2 separate regions of the Homo sapiens genome follow, and region 1 is linked to region 2. The links are chromatin contacts, found by Hi-C or POLR2A ChIA-PET in ENCODE. All regions are on one chromosome and are shown on one strand. Each heading gives the region's core, a stretch centred on a gene start or an enhancer-like site at or near the end of the contact. The rest is flanking DNA. Distances are from core to core; before and after follow the strand shown.

Evidence for each region. A loop is a pair of places that touch in the nucleus more often than their neighbours do. ChIA-PET counts read pairs that join two places held with the same protein, here RNA polymerase II (POLR2A). Pooled maps may share reads with other maps.
Region 1: a loop to region 2 is called in a map of naive thymus-derived CD4-positive, alpha-beta T cell, with 3 times the contacts of the local background. The contact joins the promoter of RPS18 here to the promoter of BRD2 in region 2. A Hi-C loop is called at or near these places in 1 of 168 maps with a recorded cell type or tissue (naive thymus-derived CD4-positive, alpha-beta T cell) and 11 of 50 pooled maps. POLR2A ChIA-PET finds 5 or more read pairs at or near these places in 41 of 52 experiments (A549, A673, AG04449 and 32 more).

What each region holds. Positions count from the first base shown.
Region 1 is chr6:33,270,785-33,276,073 of GRCh38, forward strand. RPS18 (ribosomal protein S18) reads left to right here and starts at 1,291. Exons shown (of 6, transcript NM_022551.3): 1 at 1,291-1,338; 2 at 1,844-1,942; 3 at 5,013-5,099; 4 at 5,181-5,282. The coding sequence starts at 1,336. VPS52 (VPS52 subunit of GARP complex) reads right to left here and starts at 1,092. Exons shown (of 20, transcript NM_022553.6): 1 at 802-1,092. The coding sequence starts at 891.
Region 2 is chr6:32,965,990-32,971,648 of GRCh38, forward strand. It overlaps BRD2 (bromodomain containing 2), which reads left to right and starts at 2,605. Exons shown (of 13, transcript NM_005104.4): 1 at 2,605-3,067; 2 at 5,606-5,659. LOC124901302 (a long non-coding RNA gene) reads right to left here and starts at 2,532. Exons shown (of 3, transcript NR_190904.1): 1 at 2,156-2,532. RefSeq lists enhancers at 1,682-2,221, 3,520-4,719, 3,838-4,376.

The sequences.
Region 1 (5,289 bases), core at 41-2,540, 300 kb after region 2:
CTAAAAAATACAAAAAATTAGCCGGGCGCGGTGGCGGGCGCCTGTAGTCCCAGCTACTTGGGAGGTTGAGGCAGGAGAATGGCGTGAACCCGGAAGGTGGAGCTTGCAGTGAGCCAAGATCGCGCCACTGCACTCCAGCCTGGGCGACAGAGCAAGACTCCGTCTCAAAAAAAAAAAAAAAAAAAAAAAAGTGCAGTGGAGATGACCGAATGAGGAAAGCTAGGAATTGCAGAGGATAGAGCAGAACTTGCACTTAAATTTAAGACCCTCAGACTCCTGCCATCTTGGGTGTTCTATCACACCTCTGGGGAACCCCAGGCTTTCTAGAAATGTCAAAACACATAGTGTTTACCTGCATGCCAGGTGCAATCTTACACATATTCATCTAATCCTAACGACGATGTATACAATAGGTTCTATCTTCCTCACCTTAAAGGTGTGAGAAATGATGGCACAGAGAAGCTGGTTAACTTGCCCAAGGGCACACAGCGTGTAAGTGGCAGAGATAGAACTCAGGCAGTCTGGCTTCAGAGGCCATGTTCTTAACCTTTACACTATACTACTTCGTGACTCTACCCCAAAATGTGGAGTGAAGTTGAAATTTTGTGCCCCAGAACATGAGTTTCAGCCACTAGGGTCCCGCTCAGGGTCGGGTCTGATCACAGGGAAGGGTACGGGGAGCCAAACAGGTAATATCACGGGTAGCAGCCAAGTTCCCACCCTTGTGCCTAAACCCAGCTCAGGTCTTTCTGAAGCTAGGAGCACCGGAACTACGGAGGAGAAACAGCTCCGCGCTCTCACCAGCGGGCCCTCTTCCTCCTCCATATCTGAGGTCCCAGCCCGCAACACCAGTTCCCGGGCCGCAGCCGCCATGGTCGCAGCGGCGGCCATTCCCCGCAGCCTCACTTCCGGCAACTGTCAGTCCCGGCGAGTCCGTTCCCCGGAGTGGAGCTACAAGTCCCAAAGGGTCTTCCTCAGCGCGAAATCGTTCCCAGATATTTGAGTTAAGTTGTTTGACTCCAGCTGTCCCCTTTCAGCTCTAACCACTTCACCCAACTGCAAATGGAAATATGGAAGTCTGAAACACAAACTAGCCCCGGAACCTTCGCTGTTCTCTTACCTATGAACCTTACGAACTGTAAAGAAAGGCGCACCGGAAGTTGTGGTACCCAAGCCATACTCTCATAAATCCAGCCAGGTCGCGCTGAAACAGTTTCCGGAAGCACTTCTCCTAGATCGCACCGCCTCTTCCTCCTGGAAGCTATATAATGATATCGCGTCACTTCCGCTCTCTCTTCCACAGGAGGCCTACACGCCGCCGCTTGTGCTGCAGCCATGGTAAGACTGGAATCCGTGCCGTGATCCAGCGGCATCGCAGCTCGGGCAAGGAAAGCCGGCTGTCAGGGTTCTGGAAACGTCCTGCCCTGAGGGCCTGCGACTTTCTGTATGGAGCCTTGGATCGCGTCCCTGGAAAGGGACACCAAAGATTTCCAATTCCGGAGAGCGGGCCCGAGGAAGGGTCACTGCTCGGGCGCACGAAAGCTGTCTAAGGCTTGGGCGTATATGGGGAACTCTGGCTTTTGCCACGCACTTTTGGGAATGGGCAGGAGACCTGCTTCCTCTCTCCAGAGGTTGCATTTTCCCAAGCTTGAACGCTTCATGTGCCTACTCTGCAGGACTGAGGAGTTTGCTCTGTGGTGTGAAAACCTAAGGAATGGGGGGCGGGTGTCTTGCCACTTGTGTGACAGGCTTAACCTTTTTGTATGAAGTTCGTTTGCCTTATCGGCCTTACTGTTTGATAGTTTACTGTGTCTGATTTCTTCCCCCGTACTTTTTCAACTAGTCTCTAGTGATCCCTGAAAAGTTCCAGCATATTTTGCGAGTACTCAACACCAACATCGATGGGCGGCGGAAAATAGCCTTTGCCATCACTGCCATTAAGGTAAGTGAAGTAGGGTAAGGAATAGGGAATGTAAATGAGAATTGGGTTGTGAAGACATAAGCAAAAATGAAGCAAGGCTGGGGAGACTTGAGTCTCATCCAGATCACCTTGACTGCTGGATTAAGAAAAGAAAGTGGTTTAGGGAGAGACTGACCCCTTTAGCATTTACCACAGAAAATAAGTGATTAAAGCCAAGATAGTGGTCTAAGGTCAAGCCAAAACATTTCACCTGGGGAAGTGGGGAGGAGGTATGGTTGCTCACCCGAATTCGCTAAGATTTTCCTGAACCACGAGCTTGTGAGATTTCTTCTAGATTCGGTTTCTTTACCCATCCCACCATCATAACAGCAACCCTTCCTGCGAAATTTATATTCCCTGAGAATTGGAGGATTATTGGGCATCTTGAGGGATAAGTAGAAATACCAACAGATAAAAAGTGTGAAGAAGCCTGTAGATGGAGGGTGGAAGAAGTCTGAGTGGGACATTTACTCAGATGAGCCATAATTGACACTCCTTTCCTGTCGAAGTGTGAAGGAGTACATCCATCTTTCTTTGGCTTTTAAGAATCGAATCAATGAATGCAAGAATATTATTTCACTTGAGTATTTCTCTCCACAAACCTAATGAATTCTTGGCTTTCTAGATACATAACGTTCTTTTTTTTTCCCTTAAGTCAGAATGTGTAGTTAGTTGTGGAAATAGCCTACCAGTATGTGTCCATGCGTGCAGGGCTAGGCCTGTCTTCTTGGCTTCTGTTGCATGGTAGGTACTTAGGCGACGTTAGGGAATGGATAGTAGTAGGGATACTGTTGGCTCTGTTGAGGAATTTGTAGAGGGAAATTCCTTCTGTTGGGTGCTCTGTGAAACTAATAAGGCAGTGTGAAATACTGTACTTATTTCAGAGACCGGCTGTGAGGCTTAAGTAGAGGTGCAGCATTCATAAGTGTAATAGAGAATAACCTTCATGGATGTATCTAACTAAAAATTAGAAATCTTATTTCATCTATATCTCTTCCCACACCCATTTTGAAGTAAATCTTTTCACTTGTAAACATATAATTAAATTTGAGGCTTAGTGCAGTGGCTCACTCGGAGGCTGAAGTGGGCGGATCCCCTGAGGTCAGGAGTTCGAGACCAGCCTGGTCAACATGGTGAAACCTCGTCATTTAATTAATAAATTTGAAAGACCCTGCTCTCTTCTGAATCAACCTAATAATTTGACCCTTGGTCATGTTTATTTATTTATCCCGAGACAGAGTCTCACCCCGTCACCCAGGCCGGAGTGCAATGGTGCAATCTTATCTCACTGCAACCTCAGCCTCCCAAGTAGCTGAGATTACAGGCACACGCCCAGCTAATTTTTGTATTTTTAGAAGAGATGGGGTTTCACCATGTTGGTCAAACTGGTCTTAAACTTCTGACCTCAGGTGATCCACCCACCTCAGCCTCCCAAAGTGCTGGGATTATAGGCGTGAGCCACTGCACCCAGCCACATTTATTTTTTGAGACTGTCGCCCAGGCTGGAGTGGCGGAATCACTCTTCACTGCAGCCTCGACCTCCAGGGCTCAAGTCAATCCTCCTACCTCAACTTTCCAAGTAGTTGGGGCTACAGGTGTGCACCACCACATCTGGCTAATCTGGATCTTGCTGTGTTGTCCAGGCTGGTCTTGAACTCCTGGGCTCAGTGATCCTCCAGCCTCAGCCTCCTAAAGTGCTGGGATTACAGGCATATAGGCATGAGCCACGGTGAAGCCAACCCTTGATCTCTTTCTTGCAGATAGGAACTGCCATTTGTTTTAGTTTCCTGGAGCCTACTGTAACAAGTTCATATAAACTAAGCAGAAAATTACTCTTGGCGCTGGAGGCACTTAAGAATCCTACCTTGCCTCTTCCTGTCTTCTGGTGGTTGTCAGTAATCCTTAGTGTTCCTTGGCTTGTAGCTGCATTACTCCAATCTGTTGCTGTCATCTCATGGTCCTCTTCGTGTCTCTCTCATGATTTGTCATTGGATCTAGAGCCCACCCTAATCAAATATAACGTCATTTTACCTAATTATTTCCGTAACGACCTTATTTCCAAATAGGGCCACATTCTGATGTTCTAGTTGGACAAAATGAGGGGCAGGGCTCAGTATTCAGTTCCTCCTTCACTCTCCAAATCACTTTGGTTCATGAGTTCAGATGGCATGGGTGCTAGTGCTGGTGTTGATGTGATGCTACCAATGTAAGCATTAGTTTCTTTTTATAATAACTTGGGCAGTCAGTTCTGGGCACTGACAAAATTGAGTTTGTGATCTTGGAATACTTTGATTATGGGGATACAGTGATTTGCCTAAATAATTGTGACCCTTAGAGATTCTGAGGAACTGACAGCCCAATACCTTAATCAAAGCCTGTAACTCATAAGACCCTGGTTTACTGCATCAGCTTGGAGTGGCAGGCCCCTTGTTCTCCTAAATGCAAGAATCAGAAGGCACTTAGTGACAACTACATATGCTGAGCAATGGGGGAAAAAAAAGATACTGCCTGCTTTCAAAGGGTTGTCTGTAATACTAAATTCTGTGTTCATGATTCAGTCATACCCCTGAACAAAGTTACTTTTTTCTTTTTTTGAGACGGGGTCTCACTGTCGCCCAGGTTAGAGTGTGGTTGCGTGATCTTGGCTTGCTGCAACCTCCACCTCCTAGGTTCAAGCTATTCTGCTGCAGCCTCCCAAGTAGCTGGGATTACAGGCACCTGCCACCATGCTCAGCAACTTTTCTTGTATTTTTAGTAGAGACAGGGTTTCACCATGTTGGCCAGGCTGGTTTTGAACTCCTGCCCTCAATGTCATCTGCCCACTTGGGCCTCCCAAAGTGCTGGGATTACAGGCGTGAGCCACTGCGACCGGCCCAAAGTTAACCTTCTGTCGAACGGTTTATATCTGGAAAGGTGGGTGAGGAAAGGGTGACCTAGGGGATTGCAAAATAGATTATTGCAGATCCTACCTTTGTGAGCTTTTTGAATGAGGCTATAAAGGAATTTAAAAATCAGATTCAACACTAATTCCGAAACCCCTCACTTCATTCAGGGTGTGGGCCGAAGATATGCTCATGTGGTGTTGAGGAAAGCAGACATTGACCTCACCAAGAGGGCGGGAGAACTCACTGAGGATGAGGTGAGGACAAGGAAGGGGGCTGGGGGTGGGGTCAGCCTCAGAAAGGGGTCCATCTAGATCTGACCTTGGTCTGCCTGCCAGGTGGAACGTGTGATCACCATTATGCAGAATCCACGCCAGTACAAGATCCCAGACTGGTTCTTGAACAGACAGAAGGATGTAAAGGATGGAAAATACAGCCAGGTGTGTA
Region 2 (5,659 bases), core at 1,355-3,854:
CATGAAACAAAATGATGTGTCTGGGAAACAGTTCAATACAGCTGGAATATAGGGCCCAAGAGGAAGTGGTTAGACATGAGGCTGGAAAGCTAGGCAGACTGTTTTGGCAAACATAGGAATTTGGACTTTATCACATAGCCAATAAGGAATAACACAGAGTTTTAAAAAGAGCTATGGCCAGGGCTATATTTTGGAAAGCTCTCTCCTGGCAGTATTGTGGCAGAGGCAGAGAGGAAAGTCTAAAGCAGCACTGTCCAACAGAACTTCTTGTAATGAGGCCGCGCGCAGTGGCTCACGCCTGTAATCCCAGCACTTTGGGAGGCTGAGGCGGGCGGATCACGAGGTCAGGAATTCGAGACTAATTTGGCCAACATGGTGAAACCCCGTGTCTACTAAAAATACAGACACTAGCCGGGTGTGGTGGCAGGCGCCTGTAATCCCAGCTACTCGGGAGGCTGAGGCAGAATTGCTTGAACCCGGGAGGCAGAGGTTGCAGTAAGCCAAGACTGCGCCACTGCACTCCATCCTAGGCCACAGAGCAAGACTCCGTATCAGGGAAAGAAAAAAACAACTTCTTGCAATGACACAAATGTTCAATAATCTGTGCTTTCCCATATGACAGCCACTAGTCACATGTGGCTATTGAGAACTTAAAATGTGGCTAGTGTATTGAGACACTAAATTTAAAATTGTATTAATTTAAATCCAAATAGCCATGTGTCTAGCAAATAATTTAGGAGACTGTTGGTATAGCTCAGGTGATAGAATTAGGACAGAAGGGTGAGTTGATGGATAGTTAAGAGGCAAAATTATGAGTCTGTAAGGGTGTGAGAAAAGGAAATCAAGAACAGGCTCCCAGATTACAGACTTTGTGGTTAAACAGCCACCATTACTCAGGACAACAGAAGAGAAAGAGCAGGTCTAGAGTGTATAGTGATTTCATCAATTTTGAACATACTGGTGTCTGAGAGTTATCCCAGTGGGAATATTTAGTAGAAAGTTTAGCTTAGAGAGCTGTCTGAACTAAAGATTCAGACTTCAGAGGCTTTGAGCCATGGAGTCAGATTACCTAGAGAAGTTGAACAAAATTAGAAGCAAACAAGAATCACAGCAAATATCAACACATAAAAAGGGGCTAAGGAAGAAAAATCTACTGAGACTGGAGAGGAACAGTTACACAAATAGGAAAAGAAACAAGTGAGAGTGGTATAGAAGTCAAGGGTAGAGAGAATGTCAGGAAGGAAACATGATCAAATGTCGAATGCCTCAGAGGTCAAATAAAGTGAGAACTGTAAAGTGCTTCCTGACTTTGCCAGTTAGGAGGTTCTTGGTGACATCTGCCAGAAAAGTTTTGGTGGTAGCAGCCTGACAGAGGTAGCTTGAAGAGTGGGGATGGGGAAAGAGAATGTGACAAAGAATTGAGATAGTAAGGATAATTTCAATTTCAGGTCTTGGCTGTGCAAGGAAGCCGAGAGACATGAGTCTCTAAGAGGGCACGATATTGAGAGGGTTGTTATCTTTCTGTCAGCGGGGAAACCAAGAGAAAAGTTTAAAAAGGTCAAAAGGGGGAGAAGGGAAGACAGCTTCCGGGTAACAGAGAAGGTTGACCAGGTCAATAGTAAAGGATTTCCTCAAACCGAAGGGAGGACCTCTAGTGAAATGAGAAAGGAATACACAATTGACCCAGTTTGCAGGTGGGAAATGGGAAGCCAGTTCTGCAAATTGGCCTTTCTGTTCTGTGAAGTGCCATCTGTCGGTGAGGAGAGATTAGGGTCTGCAGCGTGAAAATCTGGACCATACTCTGGGTAATCAAGGGAGAGGTTATCGGCTAATGACAAATTAAAGGCTTACTTTTTAGCTGGCAACTGAATCACCATAACATTTTATGTTACCAGTTCCAAAATTTTGGGGGGAATTCACTCAAGCTTGGGAGAGGAGAGATCATAACTTTAAGAGTATAAGAGGTTTAAACGGTCCACTACGAAATAAATAGAGAAGGAAAAGTTATCAGCTGGTAAATATCGTAGAAGGTAGAGCGGTCCAGGGACTCACAGGTCTCACTAAAGAAAAGTCTAGCGTAGGTTCACGGCACGGAGAGATTTTAAGGCTGCCTAAGACTAAAGCCAAATACGAAGTCCACATCTGCGGTCCGCACCTTATCTCTCCGCGCGGCAGGCGCGACGAGGGCGAGAAACTCCCTCTCCAGTGGTCGCACCACACGACACCAGGGAAGGGGCCCCTCTCTCCAGACCCTCATATCTCCAGGTCCAGGCCCCATTTTCCTCCGCTGACAGCTCAGCAGCGTGCGCTTCCGCTGGATTCAGGCCAGGACCAGCGAAGCCGCACCTTACACCCACCGAGGAGGAAACAAGCCTGGCCACCCGAGGCTACCCCGCTAGGCCGCGGGTAGTGGGGGAGGGGGCGCTGAGGCAGGAGGTCAGCACCCGGGCGCGGGCTCCCGCCCCACGAAAAGCGCGCGCTCCAAGCCCCGCCGCCGGAGATGCGGTTCCGGTCCGGACGCCTGCGCACTACGGCTCTCCCCGCAGCCTCTGGCCCTCCTTCCCCCTCCCCCAGTCAGGGCGCACCCTTGCGCCTGCGCTGTGTGTGTTCCTGGTCTGCGGCAGCCATGCTGAACTCGTATGGAGAGGCGAGTGGGGGGGACAGAGTCCAGGACTGCGGGATAGGAAGCTGGGGATATGGACAAGCAGCAGCGTTATAGCGCTCTGGGTTTCGGGACATAGGCCTGGGCCATGCGGCCCCCTTGGCCCCTTGGCGCGACCCCCAGGAACGTTCGGAAAGCTGGTCCTCGTGGCTGGGGGAAAGGCGGGGGGTGGGGGGGAAGCGGGCACGTGACCCCGGTCAGCCAATCTGGGTGCTGCTGACGTGGCCGCGCGGCCCCGATGCTCTCCCCACCCCCCCAGCCCGTTCGGGAAGGGAGGGGCTGGGGGCTACGCCCCCTCCCCCAGCACGGCTTCGTTTTCTGGGGGGGGGTTGACACCCCGGATTACATACCCCGTACCAAGCCGAGGGCAACTTTGGAGGCCCCCTGGAAGGCTTTAGGATCCAGGTGAGAAGGGGCCCTTGTGGGGCGGAGATGTCAGTCAAGTGCTTAACCAATGGTGGGGAGTCCGGGAGGGGGATTCTTGGGGTTCAGGAAAGAATCCTGAGAGTGGGAAGATTTGTCCTTCAAACCTTTTACAGCCAATGGGAGCGTGGAGGGGGGGCGAGCGGGAGAGGGCCATGGGGGGGGAGGGGAATGGCCAGCCTCATGCCTCCGTACCCATTGGAGGGCAAAGGGGTTAGGGGGCGGTGTGGCCCCCCCTATTCCATTCGTCCCCTGGGGGTACAGCAGCCGGGAGCCAGGTGAGAAGGGATCCATCGGCGGCCGAGGGAGGGGTGACCTGGCGGTGGGCTGAGGAGTGGTGGCTGTGGCCCCTACCCGTGGATGTGAATGCTTTAGGAGTTGGCCACCCATGTTGTGAACTGAGGTTGTTCCCAGGCGCCAACTTCCTTTCTCCCCAGAGCCTCTGGAGGGAGCATTGCTGTGCGCCCTTTGTGTCCGCGGTAGGGGAGCTCCAGTCGTCACACCGCAGGCTGGAGGTTACGCTTCGAGTCGCTTACCGAATTTGTGTGCATTCACGTGGACACGGCCTGTGGGGCCTTTTGCCCCTGTAGGGTCTTTACTGAGCACGTGTCTACTCCAGGCTGGGGTGCTTACAAGCTGAAAGCTTGAGGTCTGCTTAGGAACAGAAACCAGGCCCAAGGTGGGTGCTGGCAGTAGGGGGTCTAGACAGCATGGTCTGAGATGCGAGGGAGGCTCGGGACCTGGAATGATTTCACAGCTCCCAAGGTTTCGGGTTTCTCCAGGGTGGCCTCTTCCATCGCCTCCCTCATCCCCTCCCCCAGTCCTGAACAGTTCTCTCCTTGTGTACTGCGGGGGAGGGAACGGAAAGGAGGAAAGAGTTACTTTCCCAAATTACTGAGTAGCAGTAGCCTCCCTGGTGACTCATGTGGGGGAAGGGAGGATAGAGGATCGGGAGGCAGTGATTTTCCGGAATGCAGGGAATAAACGAGAGCAATGTCTGGCTGCCCTTTTCCTAAGGCCTAGTATTTTCTCAGCCTCCTAAGTTTTTATTCCATGGCCGGCCCCCTGATGGGCCTCTGTCCTGGCCTGCAGAGCCCCGGTGGAGAAAAGCAGATTTGGGAGGTTGGGCCGCTAGGGGGAGGGGAAAAGGCCTCTGCAAAGTTGCTGTGTCATTGCCCTCCATGCTGCAGCCACCCAAACGGGGCCGCTTGTACTTTTGGGGGCCAGGGCCTGATCCCTGGCTGGGGGAAGGGGACTCTGCTCTCCTGACGCTCATTTTCCCCCGCCCTCCCGGGGTTTGCCCTACTCGGGGGGTCAGAAGACAGGAGATTGGCGGCCATTTTAGACGCAGTAACCGAGGTTGGAGTTGAAGGGCTACTGCAGAGGAGGGAGGGTGGCGTGGTTGCAGCTCAAGGACCTAGGCCCTTACGAGCCCTTCCGGGGCGAGGGGGAATCTTACCGTATATTTGTTCACCTACGTTGATTATTTTTCCCAGATACGTACACAAGTTTGTTTTCTCCCTGGTAGCGAAGAAAGGGGAAACGGGGGAGGGGACGCCCCACCAAAGCCCAGGTTTTCTCGGGTGGGGGAGATCCTTTCACTCTCTTGTAAGGGGGCGGGGACGGCCCCAGAGATGCTCTGGAGATCCTGACTCTGGGCTCTGGTTGATTCACAGAGTCTGCACCCTTATTTAGATAACCAAGTTAGGAGGAAGACTTAAGAGTAAGTTGGGGGGAGGGGGCGAAACTGAGCTCCCAAAATGGCTCCTGCCCCTCCTCGGAGGCGGACGGCCGGGGGGAGGGGAGGAGGGGAGGAGGGGGAGGGCTAGTCTGAGCCGCAGCCGCCGCCTCCTCCGCTCGCCCTCCTCCCTGGCGCTGACCGATGGACCAGCCGCTCCGTGGGGAGGACTCCGGACCCTGGTGGGGGGGCGGGGGGGTTCTTTCGCCCCCGTGGCGGAGGGCCCCTGAGAGGCGGATACGGGTGTGCCTTTGGGGGTGATGTGGCGTGTGGGGGGAAAGGTCCGAGCTCGCCTGGAGGGGGAGGGTTTTTCCCTTAAGTCATCCCTCCCAGGACTTGCTTTTTCTGCTCTGAGCCGGACGCCGGAATGGAGTTTGAGGAAGAGGTGAGGTGTGTTGCATTGTATAGGGTAGATGGATGCGTTTGGAGATTTTAATCCCACTTTTAGGGTTGCCGAGGATTTTTCGAACGAGCAGAAATGTATTGGTAACTGTAGGTGTGAGTGGGGAGGGATTAGAAAGGTGCTTGGACGTGCAAATTTGGGAGACGTATTTTAGCTTTTGTGGTCTTTGGGACTAAACAGTAGTAAATAATGTTTTGCTCGTCTTTCCATCGTTTGGCTTGAGGGAGGGAGTGGAGTATTATAAGACTCTGGCAACACTGTTTTAGACTGTGGGGCATGGGAACGTTAGATCCCCTCATCGCCGTTCTGAAGCCCGTAGCTGTTCGCCATAGAGGAGCAGGCCGCGGCTTCTAAGATGGCGTCTTTTTCCTCGTTTCAGATTCTTCGCTGCTGCTGCCTTACCGCCGAGAACCACCACCCGCCAGGCGTCTTG